2 separate regions of the Homo sapiens genome follow, and region 2 is linked to region 1. Evidence: chromatin loops called from intact Hi-C (ENCODE). Cell type or tissue: PC-9. All regions are shown on one strand. Links, peaks and the distances in the headings refer to the core of each region. The heading gives the core; the rest is flanking DNA.

Region 1 (7,872 bases), core at 2,026-6,025:
TGATATTATTCATACTATCCTAGAGAGATATTGCTCCCAGTATCACAGTGGGTGCACACCCTGCGATGATATTCATCATATCCTAGAGAGACATTACCTCTAATATCACAGTTTCTGTACACCCTGTGGTATTATTCATAATATCCTAGGGAGATATTATTCCTAACATCACAGTGCGTGTACACCATGGGTGGACACCCTGTGATGTTTCTCGTCATATCCTAGGGGGATATTACCCTTAATGTCACAGTGGGTGTACACCACGTGTGTACACACTGAGAAGTTACTCGTAACATCCTAGGGAGAAATTACACCTAAAGTTACACTGGGTGTACACCATGTGTTTATGTTCTCTGATGCTATTCGTACTATCTTAGAAAGTTATTAGTCCTAGTGCCACAGTGGGTGTATACCATGTGTGTACGCTCTGTGATGTTATTGGTATTATCCTAGGGAGATAGTTCTCGTAACTTCACCGTGGGTGTACATCATGTCTGTACTCCCTGTGGTGTTATTGGTTATGTCCTGGGTTGACATTACTCCTAATATCACCGTGGGTGCACACCATGGGTGTACATTCTGTGATGGTATTCGTAGCATCCTAGGGAGATATCACTCCCTGAGTCATAGTGGGTGTACGGCCTTGTGATATTATTAGTATCCTTGGGACGTATTACTCCTGTTATCACAGTGGGTGTACACCCTGTGATAGTATCTGTCATATCCTAGGGAGATATTACTGTATACCCTGTGATATTATTTGTGACATTTTAGGGAGCTATTTCTCCTAAAATCAGAGTGGGTGTACACCCTGTAATATTCTTCCTAATATCACAGTGGGTGTACACCATGAGTGATATTTTTTCTAATATCCAGCGGGGAAGAGGATGATATTGCTTCCAATACCACAGAAGGTGTACACCCCGCTGTGATATTGTTCCTAATATCCAGGGAAGGAGAGGATGACATTATTCCCAATATCACTGGGGGTGTACCACCTCCCGCCGGGATATTGTTCTTAATATCCGGAGGTGGAGAGAATGATGTTACTCCCAATATCACAGGGGGTGTACACCACCCCTGTTCGTAAACACCCCCTGTGATATTGTTCCAAATGGCCTGTGAAAGAGTAAATATGACTCCCATTATCGCGGGGGGTGTTCAGCCCCGATGATATTGTTTTCTAACATCCAGGGAAGGAGAGTATGCTATTACTCCCAATATCGCAGGGGTTGTACACCCTTTTGTGTTTTTGTGCCCAATATCCAGGAAAATAGAGGCTGATATTACTCCCAATATCGAAGTAATTGTACAGCACCCCTGTGATATTCTTCCTCATATCCAGAAAGGAAAAGAATGATGTTACTCCCAACAGCCTAGGAAATGTATACCCGCGCTGTGATATCTTTCCCAATATCCAGGTGGGGAGAGGATCATATTACTTCCAATGTCGCAGGGTGTGTACACCCCCTCTGTGATCTTGTCGCTCACATCCAGGTTTGGGGAGGACGAGATTACTGCCAGTATTGCAGGGGGAGTACACTCCCCCGTGACCTTGTTAGTCATTTCCTGGGTGGAGAGGATGATATTACTCCCAATATCGCAGGGGTGTACACACCCCTGTGAAAATCTTCCTAACATCCAGAGGGAGAGAGGATGATATTACTCCCAGTACCACAGGGGGTTTACACAGCCCTGTGATACTCTTCCTAACATCCACAGGGAGAGAGGATGATATTACTCCCAATATCGCAGGGGGTGTACACTACCCTGTGATATTGTTCCTAATATCCAGAGCGAAAGAGGATGATATGACTCTCAATATCGCAGGAGGTGTACACCCCTCCTTTCCTATTGTTCTGAATACCCTGGGAGGGAGAGGGTAAGGTTACATTGAATATGGCAGGGAATGTACACCGTCCCCCTCTGATACCCTTCCTAATGTCCAGGGGAAGAGAGGAAAATTTTACTCCCAATATCGCAGAGGCACTACACCCCACCTGTGATGTTGTTCCCAATATGCAAGGGGAGAGAGGATGATACTACTCCCAATATTGCCGGGCTGTTCACATCTCCAGTGACATTTTTCCTAATATCTAGGGGAGAGACAATTATATGACAGCAAAGGTCGCAGGGTCTGCACATCCCTTCCTGATATTGTTCCTAATATCCAGGGGGGAAGAGGATGATATAAAATATGAAAGGGGGTGTACACCCCCCACCCCTACGATATTGTTCTTAATCTTCATGAGGGGAGACGATGATATTACTCCAAATATCGCAGGGGTTGTTGACACCCCCCTGTGATATTGTCTCTGATATCCGGGGGGGAGAAAATCTTATTACTTCCAATATTGCAGGTGGTGTATACCCCACCTGAAATATGGCACCGAATATCCAAAGAGGGAGAGGATGGTATTAATACCAATATCGAAGTGTGTGTACAAGCCCCTTGTGATATGGTTTTTAATATCCAGTGGGCGGGAGGATGATATTAGTCCCAACATCCCAGAGGGTGTACACCACCCCTGTGATACTGTCCCTAACTTCCAGACGGGAGAGGATGATATCACTCCCAATATCTCACAAGTTGTACATCCCCCGTGATATTGTTCATCATATCCAGGGAGGCAAAGGATGACATTCCATTGAATTTCACGACAGGCGTACATGCACAGTGTGATATTGTTCCTAATATCCAAGAAGGGAGAGGATGATATTACTCCCAATAAAGCAGTGGGTGTACATTACCCCTGTGTTATTGTCTCTAATATCCGGGGCCGGGGGAGGTGGGGAGAGGATAACATTCCCTCAAATTTAGCAGGTGGTTTGACGCCCCTTGTGGTGCTGTTTTAAATATCCAGCGGGGAAGACAATAGTATAGCACTATTTTTGATAGTCCGATTCATCCACTCCACCTTTCCGGAACTCTGAGGCTGGGAGGCGGCATGCAGTTTCCGTGTGATCCCCAATACCTTTGCCGTCTTCTGTACCATGGCAGCCAAAAACGCAGGCCCGTTATGTGAGCCGATCCGTAAGGGCAGTCGAAATCTAGGAATCAGATCTGGAAGAAGCACAGGGGTTTCTTGGCCAGCTTTCTCAGTTCGTGTTGGATAGGCCTCCACCCACCCAGAGTAGGTACACCCAAGAACTAGTGAATACTTGTTACCTCCACACTTTGGCATCTCTCTGAAGTCTACCTGGAGATCTCCAAAGGGGGCTGCTCCATAAGCTTGTATGCTGGGCGGAACGGCTGGACCTTGCCTCACATTATGCTGTCGGCAGGTAACACACCGCTGCCTCACCGTTTTGGCAAGGGCTGACAAATGCGAGGTGTAGAAATACCGGCCTAACAACTTTTCCAGTGACTCCTGACCTACATGGGTGGTTTCTTGCACAGCCAGTACAACTGCAGCTCCTAGCAACTGTGGCACAGCTACTCTCCCATCTGGTAACCGAATCCATCCTTCCTCCATCACTTGTCCTTCCCTCTACCTGGAGACAGTCCTTTTCTTCTTTAGAAGAAGTAGGTAGGTCCAAGATCAGGTGTTTGAGGGAGCACTGATGCCCGGAAGAGGGCAGATGCTGCTTTTCGAGCCTCTGAGTCAGCGTGGGAATTCCCCAAACCCAGCAAGGTGGAAGCTCGCTGGTGTCCTCTGCAATGCATAACTGCCACCTTGTGGGGTTTCCATACTGCTTCTCATAATTGCAAGATTTCTCGTTGATATTTTCTGTCTTTTCCCCCAGAGTTCAATAGGCCCTTTTCTTTCTATCACGCTCCATGCACTTGAAGGATTAAAAAGACATACCGAGAATCAGTGTAAATGTTGACAGTCTCACCTTCACTGAGTTCTAAGGCCCCAATGAAAGCAATGAGTTCAGCTTTCTGGGCTGCAGTGGCCTGGGGCAACGATCTGGCTTCAACAACAGTGTCCAGGGTTACCACTGCACACCCTGCACCTCTCTCTCCTTGGGGGTTGAAGAAGCTGTTCCCATCCACGTATAGTTCCCAGTCTACTGATGCCCAAGGCTGGTCCCGGAGGTCAGGTCTGCTAGAGTCAACTGAGTCCAACACTTCTACACAATCAGGCTCGACAGGGCTCTCTGATACCAGGAGCAAGGTGGCAGGGTGTAGAGTGTTACAAACTTCAATGGTTATACAGGGATTTTCACAGAGCAAAGTTTGGCACTTGGTGAGTCTGGCATTCATTAGTCAATGATGTCCTTTAGTATTCATTGAAGTCACCACAGCATGGGGGGCCTTTATGTTCAGGTTTTGCCTAAGAGTCAGCTTATTTGCTTCTTGGACTAGCAGGGCAGTTGCTGCCAAGGCCCTCAAACAGGGGGGCCATCCTTTAGAAACCCCGTCTACTTGTTTAGAGAGGTAGGCCACCAGCCTCAGCCAGGGCCCCACACTTTGGGTTAAAAGTCCAGCTGCCATCTTTTCTCTCTCTCAAGCATACAATGGAAAAGGCTTTGTCAGATCGGGTAGCCCCAGGGCTGGGGCTGCCAGAAGTTGTTCCTTTAACTCATGAAAGACTTGCTGTTGTTGGGATCCCCATTCCAAAGGTTCCCGGTCCCTGCCCCCTTTGTGACCTCCTACAAAGGCTTGGCTAATACTGCAAAGTTTGGGATCCACAGTCTGCAAAACCCCACAGCTCCTAAGAATTCTCTCACCTGCCTTCTGCCTTTAGGCTCGGGTAGATTGCAAATGACCTGCTTTCTTTCTTATCCCGGCCTCCGTTCCGACCCCTGTCGGATAGTAAATCCCAAGTAAGGTACCTGCTGTCGGCAGATCTGAGCTTTCTTCTTGGACACCTTATACCCACAGTCCTCCAGGTGCCGGTGTAGGGCATCTGTTCCCTTGGTGCACCCGACTGCCGTGGGGTGTCCCAGCAGAAGGTCATCAACCTACTGGAGCAACATGCAGCCTAGGTCTCTGGTGGGAAACTTCTGGAGGTCTTGAGCCAACGCCTCCCCGAAGATGGTGGGGGAGTTCTTGAACCCTTGGGGAAGCCCGGTCCAAGTGTACACTACTCAGTGTACTGACACCTGACTCCGGATCTTCCCACTGAAAGGCAAATAGCTTCTGCCTCTCAGGGGCTAATCTGATAGGAAAGAAAGCATCTTTCAGGTCCAAGCAGGTGAACCAGCTGTCCTCAGCTGGCAGCAACCCCAACAATGTGGATGGGTTAGGTACTGTTGGATGTAAAGTCAGTGTAGCTTGATTAAGCAAGCGCAAATCCTGTACCGGCCGGTAGTCCTTGGTCCGTGGCTTGGGAACAGGCAGGAGGGGAGTGTTCCATGGAGACTGACAAGGAACAATAATTCCAAAAGTTCTTAGGTGCTCGAGACGGACCTGGATACCTTGAAGAGCTTCTCTGGGGACCGGGTCCTGTTTTTGCCTAACCGGCTGGGCCCCAGTATTAACTGGCCAATCCCAGAGGGATGTCTTCCACCCGTACTCTTGACCACCGCTAAGCCAGAGCTGGTCTTCTCTCTTGACCCGGCTCAGTTAAGAAAAGTCTCCATTCCTCCTCTCGGGGGACCGTAAGGGTCATAATGACTCCCGTTCCGGGTACCTTTAGCAGCAAAGAGCCGTGCTCTGTCAAAGAGATAGTGGCTCTCAGCTTGCTGAGCAAGTCCCTTCCCAAAAAGGGCAAGGGACAGTCAGGCATGTACCAAAACTGATGAATGACTTTACGTCCTCCTACAGTACAAGTCCGAGACAAGCAGAAAGCTTGCTTTGCTGAAACCCCCGTGGCTCCGATGACGTCAATAGTCTTTTTGGATAAGGGGCCGACCAGGGCGGTTACTAGCGAATGTTCAGCACCGCTACCTACAAGAAAATCAATGTCTCTACCCCCGACTGTCATTCTGACCAGAGGCTCTTTGGGGACGCTTGAGCCCGGTCTCCCTCAGTCCAATAACCCTTCTGCCAGGTTGAGCAGGGCCCCTTCCTCCCTGTCCGGGGCCTCCTGCTCTGAGTCACCTTGTTTTCTTTTGAGCTGAGGGCATTTGTTCTTCCACTGTCCTGTTTCTTTACAAGAAGCCCACTGGTTACGCTGCAAACTCTGACAGCCAAGCTGAGTTTCTTTCCCAGGGCCCCCCTTCCCTTGCCTCTCTGGGGGGACCCCCTGTGATTGCTGCAGCTAACAAACAGGTCGGTGTTTCGCCGGGCCTGACCTCCATTCTCTTTGCCATTTTCCTTACGGCTTACTGCATCCCTGTTTACAAACACCTGGCTAGCTATTTCTGGTAATTGTGATGTATTCATCCCTGCAAGCCCAGCCTGTTTCTGCAGTTTTCTTCGCATGTCTTCTGCGCTTTGATGGACTAAAGCCATGTTAATCATGCGCTGATTTCAGGGCTATCGGGATCAAAGGGAGTATACATACGATAGGCCTCACACAGTCTCCGTAGAATTGTGCTGGACTTTCTTCTTTGCCCTGAATGACCTCAGAGACCTTGTTAACGTTTGTGGCCTTCTGAGCTCCCCTCGTTAATCCTTCCAAGAGAGCTTCCCTGTCTCGGTTTAGCCTTTGCATATCCTCTCTTTCATGTGGGTCCAACTGGGGGAGTCAGTTCCTGGTAACTGGGTCCTTACATACTCTTGGGGGTTTTGGTAATCAGCTGGTGCATGTTCCTCCAGCCACTTAGTTGCTGCTTGGAGGACTCTCCGCCTTTCTTCGCTGTTAAAGAGGAACATGAGCAACTGGTGCCAATCAGCCCAGGTGTGGTTGTGGGTCTGGATAACAGTTTGGAGCAAATCAATTAGGGCTTGTGGCTTTTCGGTATAGGGCGGTGTATTGCTTTTCCAGTTGAGAAGGTCGACGGAGGTGAAGGGCTGGTAGCCAAAAACACGCCTCTCCACCACGTGACCATCCTCATCTATCCCAGTATACCGCTGTTCTCTCGGGGACATTTGTATCCCCGTTTTGGGCCGTAAAGGAGCTGCCGGGGGAGGGGTGGAACGGCGCAATGCGACTTACCGAAATTAATAATCTCAATTATTAATTGACACTAATAATTATCAATATTAATAACTGATAATATAATTTTTAAAATCAATACCGATGATAATGATAATATTAAATAGTTATACTAACGATAACAATACATGATTAATATTAATGATTAATGTTGCCTGATATTAATAACTGATATTGATCTTATTCATTAGAAAACAGTAATATTAGCTCCTAATAATTAATATTAATATTAATCTGAAAACTTTATTAGCAATTATTTCTTAATATTAATATTAATATCGGTCATTCATATTCATGTTAAAAATAAATGAGGAATAATTCATCCTACTATTACGTCTAATACCTCAGTGGGTGTACACCCACCTGTGATATTGCTCCTAATGTCCAGGGAGGGAGAGAGCATGATATTACGTCCAATATCGCAGTAGTTGTAAACCCAGCCGGTGATATTGATCCGAATATAATCTCCAGGGGCTGGAGTATGATATTACTCCCAATATAGCACTGGGTGGGCATCCACCCGGTGATTTTGCTCCTAATATTCACGGAAGAAGAGCATGATATTACTCCCAGTATTGCAGGAAGTGTACACCCCCGTGTGAGATGGTCCTTAATAATATTCCAAGGCGGAGGGGGTGATATGACGACATATATGGCAGAAAGTCCACACCCCCCAGGGATTTAGTTTCCATGATCCTGGAGGGAAGAGGATGATATTACGTTCAACAGGACAGAAGGTGGACACTCCCACACTGATATTGTTTCTAATGGGAACGTGGGAGAGAAGGATATGGCACGCGATACCACAGGGAGTAGAAACACCCCCGTGGTACTGTTCTTAATATTCAGGGAGGAAGAGGATGATATTACACCCAATAGA
Region 2 (7,872 bases), core at 1,965-5,964, 77 kb before region 1:
GTCTTGAACTCTCACCTCAAGTGATCTGCCCACCTCAGCCTCCCAAAGTGCTGGGATTACATGTGTGAGCCACCATGCCCAGCCAATAATAGCCATTTTAATAGGTATGAGATGATATCTCTGTGGTTTTGATTTGCATTTCCTGATGATTAGTGATGTTGGGCGTTTTTTCATATACCAGTTGGCCGTTTGTATGTCTTCTTCTGAGAAATGTCTATTTAGTTTTGGAAATTTCTATTGACTTATCCTCAAGTTCAGAAATTCTTTCCTCAGCCATGTTCAGGTTACCTTTGATGCAGGATTTTTCTCAGCCCCTTTGCTGGACTCATGGAAGGGGTGCCCATCTACTCCGCCCACCATGCTCAACCCCTTGTGGGAGGGAGAACATGAGAGAGTGAGTGCAGGCTCTGGCTGGCTGCTTCAGGCACTGACACAGGAGCAATCTCTGTGCAGGGCCTGCACAGACCAGGCGTGTCGCCTTGAGGGGAACATGGTGGCACCCAGGTGAGGGTGCCCACAACCTTCCTTCCTGAAGTCCCAAGGAAGTGTTACAGTGCTCCTTTAGTTCTGCACTGCGGACGGTGGTGTATTAGCAGCTCAGTTGGCCCCTTGCCTTGTTGTGTGGGGTGGCTGCCCTGCACTGACAAGCACAAAGGGCTGATGTGACAGCCTTTCTGGGGACTTGAATTCCATGGGTCCTGAGCATTTGTCTGGTTTCCAAAAAGAATGAGATCATGCAAATGAAGGAAGGTGAAGGCAGAGAATTTTATTGAGTGATGAAAACTGCTCTCAATAGAGAGGGGAGCTGGAGAGGAGATGGGAAGGGCAGGTCGTCTTCCCTGGAGTTAAGTCATCTTTTCCCCAAAGTCAGGCCATCTCCTCCTCTTCCAACTGAGTCTGGGGTCTTTATAGGCACAGGAAGGGGGGTGGATGCTGATTGGTTTGTGTGTATGCAAGAAAGGTTAAAGTGAAGCCTCCACTCAAAGGTGGGCATGACAGTGTAGAAAACCTATTAGAAAAGGATAGGTATATGTAAAATAGGTGAAGGGTGGGGCCCAATCAGAGGAAAGCATGCCAAACAGGAAGATGATTTCTCAATCCGTTCCGAGGATTTAACCTGTAGCTTGGCTTTCAGGCTTTCAACTGTCTTCAGCTTGGAGGTGGGGTTTCACTGGAGATCCACCCCTATCTGCCCAGGAATTTGGCTGCCTGCTGTCACTATCACCTTGAGCTCATCAAAGGCATTCTTCATTGTTGTTTATAGCAGTTTTGATTGTGTGTTAGGCTGTCTTTGCATTACTATAAAGAATACCTCAGGCTGAGTAATTTATAAAGAAAAGAGAGTTAATTAGCTCATAGTTCTGTAGCCTTTACAGGAAGTGTGGTGCTGGCATCTGCTTGGCTTCTGGTGAGGGCCTCAGGAAAGTTTTACACTTGGCAGAAGGTGAAGTTGGAGCAGGAATGTCACGTGGTAAGAGCAGGAGCAAGAAAGCAAGGAGGGCGGTGCCACACACATTTAAACAATGAGATCTCTCATGAACTCACTCATCACCAAGGGGATGGTGCTACGCCATTCATGAGGCACCCACCCCCAGGATCCGTATACCTCCCACCAGGCCCACCTCCAACAACTGGGGGTCACATTTCAACTTGAGATTTGGAGGAGACAAATACCCAAACCATAGCAGATACCTAGCATTTCTTTTTCATTCTTTCTTAGAATTTATATCTCTCTGCTTACATTATCTATCTGTTCTTGCAGTTTGTCCAATTTTTTCATTAGAGCCCTTAGCATATTAATTTAATTAAGCAATTAAAGTTGTTTTAAATTCCCAGTCTGATCATTCCAACATCCTTTGCATGTCTAAGTCTGGTTCCATGCTTGCTCTGTCTCTTCAAACTGTGTTTTTTGCCTTTTAGTGTGCATTGTAATTTTTTATTGAGAATTGGACATAATGGGCTGGGTGAAAAGGAACTCTGGTAAATAGGTCTTTATTACTAATGTGTTTGTATGTGCTTGATGGGTCATAGTCCTACGATTAAGTCAGTCTTTTAGTGACCCTGTGTACCTAAGCTATAAATTTTGAAGTGCCTGTCAGTTTTTCCCCACCTTAGGTGGGATGGGGGGCTGAAGTTGGGTATCCCTTCCCCTAGGTAAGTTAGACCCAGATAAAACACCAATAGGTTAGGCTCTGGTAAACTAGTTTATCTTGAGGACAGGCCTTTTAAGAAAGAACAGAATGCCAGTCGCGGTGGCTCACACCTGTAATCCCAGCACTTTGGGAGGCCGAGGCGGGCGGATCACGAGGTCAGAAGCTCAAGACCAGCCTGACCAACATTGCGAAACCCCGTCTCTACTAAAAATACAAAAATTAGCCAGATGTGGTGGCACGTGCCTGTAGTCCCAGCTACTCAGGAGGCTGAGGGAGGAGAATCGCTTGAACCCAAGAGGCGGAGGTAGCAATGAGCTGAGATTGTGCCACCGCACTCCAGCTTGGGCGACACAGCAAAACTCTGTCTCAAAGTAAAAAAAAAGAACAGAATGCTCTGGTATATTTTTTTAAATGGTTACTTCCCACTCTTTCTGCTGGAAGCCAGAAGGGATTTTTCTGCTATGCACTGGAAGAACCTGGTAGAGGTCCCAGAGGAAAAAGTCACAAGAGAGCAGTGGGGGTGGGGGCTATGACTGAGTCATGTTGGAGTTTTTAACTCATAGACTTGTCCATACAGAACCACAAACGATTTGTCAATTACAGGGCAGCTTTCCTGCCCTGGAATGGTTCCCACAAAGCTTTCTGCTTGTGAGTTTCCTCCCCAGTAAATTGTGGTTCTCTGTGTCCAGCTGTCTGTTTCTCTGTCTGGGGGCAACAGTTTGCCCTGTGACCTCACTTCCCTGACAGACCTGAGAAGAGTTGTTTATTTTTCAGTTTGTCCAGCTTTTGACGTACTAGGATGGAATGGCATCTTTGAAGTCCTTACATGTTAGATCAGGATTTCAATGGCATTTTAATCTGCTGGATTATTCAGTCCTGAAATCACCCTCTCTGAACTGCTTTTTATATGGGCTAATTTCTTTATTTTTTGAAGTCAGTTCGAGTTGAGGTTTTGGTAACTTGAAACTGAAAGCATTCCAATAAAGTACAGTTGACCATAAAAATGAGACAAAAACCCTCAAAATTACGTGAGGAAGCTCTAATTAGTATCAAATACAGAACAGAAGACCAAGTACTCATGGCTGACTAACTCGGGCGCAGTGGCTCACGCCTATAATCCCAGCACTTTTGGAGGCCTAGGCGGGCGGATCACGAGGTCAAGAAATCGAGATCATCCTGGCTAACACGGTGAAACCCCTTCTCTACTAAAAATCCAAAAAAATTAGCTGGGCATGGTGGCGGGCACAGTTATCCACCCTCCATGGCCTCCAGAAGTAACATTTTAATGAAAGAGATCTAGTCTTGAAAAGTATCCTTGGAGTCTGGGGTAAGAGAGTAAACTTTTTTTCCTATATCTCTGCCAAAATGTATTCCAAGTTACCTGTCTCAGAAATGTTGAAGCAGCTATAAAATTATCAAGATGAACTGAGAGCTTTATGAATTTATATGTCCTCTTCAGTCAGACAACCATATTCACCTGGAGGTTACAGAAACAACAGGTTTCTGTGTCTCAAGGTGACCTATAAATGTGACACAGATTACCAGCACTATAGGTGTGCTAGTATAGATCATATGAATCTGCTGAGTTTTAAGCCAGAATAGCTGTTAGTGCTGTGCCTTTCACCCATTGGACATATATTTTATTTTAAAATGCATATTGTATTCAGAAAGCTACCTCTCAGTTTTAATTTAAACCTTAGTTATTTAAAAGCCAAATTTATTCTAGATTTTTATAAACAACAAGAAATAGTTTTAGTAAGGGAAGACGGCTGCCATGTTTTTGCTGAGGTTCCAAGAAGTGCCTCCTGAGAACCTGGGGATGAGGGAAGTAGGGTCGCCCTCTGCCGGGTACACATGGAACAGCTACAAGGAATGGAAGTGATTGGTGATCCTTTTCAGGGAATAAACCAAGAGATTGTTTTCAAATGTTTGACTAAGTCATTATCCCCAAACTCCTGTTAAGGTGATGAGAATAGAGACTGAGGCTCAAAGTGGAAGACAGCAATGTAGACATAATTTATCAACTAAAAATTTAATCTTTTGGAATGAGACTAAAGGGACATATTAAGGTCAATCCACTGGGAGCCAGAAGAGAGATGCCCAGAGAGCTGGAGGTTGGCAGGACCTTTCTAACCACCATCCCTGAGCACACCATCCCATGTGTGTGTCCTGGGCCCTGGGGTTTTTGTATTCCTGTTGTTGGGCATGATATTAACTCCCTTTGTTATCATTCCATCTTCATCAAACATGTCAGTGCCAGCATTTGAGGTTTACTTGACAGATACATCTTTCATTATAAACTCATAATATGAAATTCTGGCTTATATATCCATCTCTAATGAGTTTGGTTAATGTGAATCTACCCCATAAGACAAAATCAGTCAGGCTATGCCCAAATCTGTCTTTTGAGCTAGCAGGTTGGGAGACAGACCAAAGTAAATGTCGCTTCCAAGACTCTTGGCAGTTAAAGTGCTGGGCTTCTCAGTCAGTACTCATTTCTGCAACACAGCTTAATATGAACTGCAGCAGAAGACAATGGAAAATGCAGTTCAACATTTCACTCGCTTTTGGCTCTGAATGCATTTTATACAACATTTCGTCATTTGAGGGCAACACTATGTATGTATGTACATTACAAAGATACATACAATGCAACAATTAAATAGATTTTAGATGTCACAGTAAATAGAAATTTAGGGTATGATAGTCAAGTAACATACTTTATCAGTGCCTGTGCAATTTCCAAAGGACAGCCATACATTTGTCTCTGATCTTAGTAGCCAGATACAGGAGCACAATTAATTCCAAATTTAATGGGTTCCTAAAGATAAAAGTTAGCTTGTTGTCTAAGACAAGCCAACTCTACCCAGTAGAGCTGAGAGAGTATTTTCCTCAGGTTCCCATAAAGAAGACAATTTGAGCTTATAGAAAATGTTCTCAACAGCTGGGTGCGGAGGCAGGAGAATCATTGGAATCCAGGAGGTGGAGGTTGCAGTGAGCCAAGATTGTGCCACTGCACTCTGGCCTGGGCAACAGAGTGAGACTGTCTCAAAAAAAAAAAAAAAAAAAAAAAAAAAGTGTTCTCCACAGCACCCCTATGATAAATAAGGAACACATTTCAAATAGTGTTTTCTTTCTTGTAATGTCTCTTTGTGCAGACTAATGGCATACTCTGCAGTCCAGTAAATAGCAATTCTATGAGGCATCAAGACTCCCCAATCCACATGAAATAAAATGAGAAATGTCATTGTGCAGGACTTCAGGGGCTACTCCCGCGGGAGAGAAGCTGTCAGAATGGGACACCAGGCCCTGCCTCTCAGGGGCGCCCTGAGGGACAGAAGTCAGGAGCAGAGTGCAGGGGCCGCTGAGCTGGAGAACAAGAGAGGAACACTGTGTGCAGGAGTCACAACGAGGGGCCCAATGAGAGAGACGCTGGAGTAACTGCTGTGCAAACTTTGGGGAGCAGATGGGCCAAGGACTATTTTAGGAAGTTAAGATGTTTGTTGTGTAGACAACAGCCCGGCCATACCCTTCAAGACAACCAGGCAACATGGCATGGTGGTTTGGAGCAGTGGCTTCAAAGTTATAGACTTGCACACCTCATAAAATTACTAGGAAAAAATTGTGTGCCTCCTTTCTCATTTTAACAAATGTGACAAAAAATTGTTTTATCACAAGTTCAAATAATTATGAAGTATATAATTTCTGGGGTACTGTAAACACTGACATTTTAAAACAAAACTGTCTCATCAGTCTTTTTACATGTATAGTAGAATATTAATACAATAGCAATTTGAAACCCTCCATTATCCACTTACAAATTACCATAGGCCCATCTCTACTAAAAATATAAAAATTAGCCAAGGGTAGTGGCGGGCGCCTGTAATCCCAGCTATTCAGGAGGCTGAGGCAAAAGAATCACTTGAGCCTGGGAGGTGGAGGTTGCAGTGAGCCGGAGATCACGCCACTGCACTACAGCCTGGGCGGCAGAGTGAGACTCTGTCTCATAAATAAATAAATAAATAAATAATAAAATAAAATACCATAAACAAGCTCTTCATTAAGGGTCAGAAATTGTACCTTGTGCATTTTACCTATTGAAATTTAACTTCCATTCCAACTCTCCCACATAACTTTACAAATTTTATATATTTTTTATGCATGAAAGTCTTATTTTGATCATCCAGTTAACCAACAGAATGTGACACTGGCGATGAGATATTACTGCTGAGATTTGGTTGCATAAAGACTCTGGCTTCTGTCTTGCTGGTGTTGTTCCACTCCCACACTTGCTGGCTTGCTCTAGCCAGCTGACATGTTGTGGACTGCCCCATGGAGAGGTGCGTGTGGCCAAGAACTGAGGGAGGTTTCCAGCCCACAGTGAGGAGCTCAGGCCTTCAGTCCAATTGCCTGGGAATAACTGAGTCCTGCCAACAACCCCATGAGCTTAGAAGTACATTCTCTCTCAGGCTGGGTGCGGTGGCTCACGCCTGTAATGCCAGCACTTTGGGAGGCCGAGGCTGGTGGATCACATGAGGTCAGGAGTTCGAGACCAACCTGGCCAACATGATGAAAACCCGTCTCTACTAAAAATACAAAAATTAGCTGGGTATGGTGGCACACGCCTGTAATCCCAGCTACTCAGGAGGCTGAGATGGGGAATCATTCATTGAGATGGGGAATCAATCCCAGGAGGCAGAGGTTGCAGTGAGCGGAGATTGTGCCACCACACTCCAGCCTGGGCAATACAGTGAGACTCAGTCTCAAAAAAAAAAAAAAAAGAAAAAAAAGTACATTCTCTCTTAGTTGAGCCTTCAGCTGACACCTTGACTGCACACCTTGAGGTCACATTCAGATTCTAGACTCACAGAAACTTCTCAATAACTGTGTGATAATGTCTGATGAGTGGTTTATCAATTATATTGATCTCAAAGTACGAGACTTTGATTTCATTGATTGTCTCTATTATTTTTCTGTTTTCTATTGTACTGACTTTCACTCTGATCTTCATTATTTCCTTCTCTCGTCTTACCTTGGGTTTAATTTGCTCTTCTTTTTCTATTCCTCCCCCCCTCCCTTCCTTCCTTCCTTCTTTCCTTCCTTCCTTTATTTTTCCTTCCTTCTTTTCTTTTCTTTTCGACAGAGTCTTTCTCTGCTGCCCAGGCTGGAGTGCAGTGGTGGGATCTTGGCTCACTGCAACTTCTACCTTCTGGGTTCAAGCGATTCTCATGCCTCAGCCTCCTGAGTAGCTGGGACTACAGGGCGACATCATGCCTGGCTAACTTTTGTATTTTTAGTAGAGACAGGATTTCACCATGTTGGCCAGGCTGGTCTCCAACTCCTGACCTCAAGTGATCCATCTGCCTCGTCCTCCCAAAGTGCTGGGATTACAGGCATGAGCCGCTGTGCCTAGCCATGCTCTTCTTTTTCTGGTTTTTAAAGGTGGAAGTTGAAGTAAGTGATTTGAGACCTTTCTTCTTTTCTTTTATAGGCACCCAGCATTGTAAATTTTGCTCTAAGTACTGTTTTAGTTGGATCCTGCAATGGAAAATTATAAGCTGTCTAGAAACAATGAAAGGTTAGACATTACATGCCAAAATCTATGGGACACAGGGAACGTTTAATGTACAATACAATAAATATTATAAACCTAAACATCTTAGTAATTAAAGATGCTTAAAAATAAGATACGTGCCCATCTTTAGGAATAGACAATACA

Evidence for each region. Hi-C counts contacts between places; a loop is a spot of excess contacts. Peaks named below come from ENCODE experiments on the same cell type or tissue, not always from the same donor. Only the 100,000 strongest peaks of a DNase experiment are listed, where the experiment ranks them.
Region 2: a loop joins it to region 1, with 17 times the contacts of the local background. A loop is called at or near these places in 1 of 110 quality-filtered maps.

The regions. Positions count from the first base shown.
Region 1 is chr2:71,019,498-71,027,369 of GRCh38, reverse strand. It overlaps the pseudogene OR7E91P. Among named protein-coding and RNA genes, the nearest start is that of TEX261, 29 kb to the right of the region's middle. In PC-9, for the core only: a CTCF peak has its summit at 3,683 (motif pointing left); DNase peaks (open chromatin) are centred at 3,309 and 3,559; H3K4me3 peaks cover 1,077 bases; H3K27ac peaks cover 1,710 bases.
Region 2 is chr2:71,096,774-71,104,645 of GRCh38, reverse strand. No RefSeq gene overlaps it. Among named protein-coding and RNA genes, the nearest start is that of MCEE, 30 kb to the left of the region's middle. RefSeq lists an enhancer at 786-1,596. In PC-9, for the core only: CTCF peaks have their summits at 3,783 and 3,988 (motif pointing left); no DNase peak of the experiment used is centred there.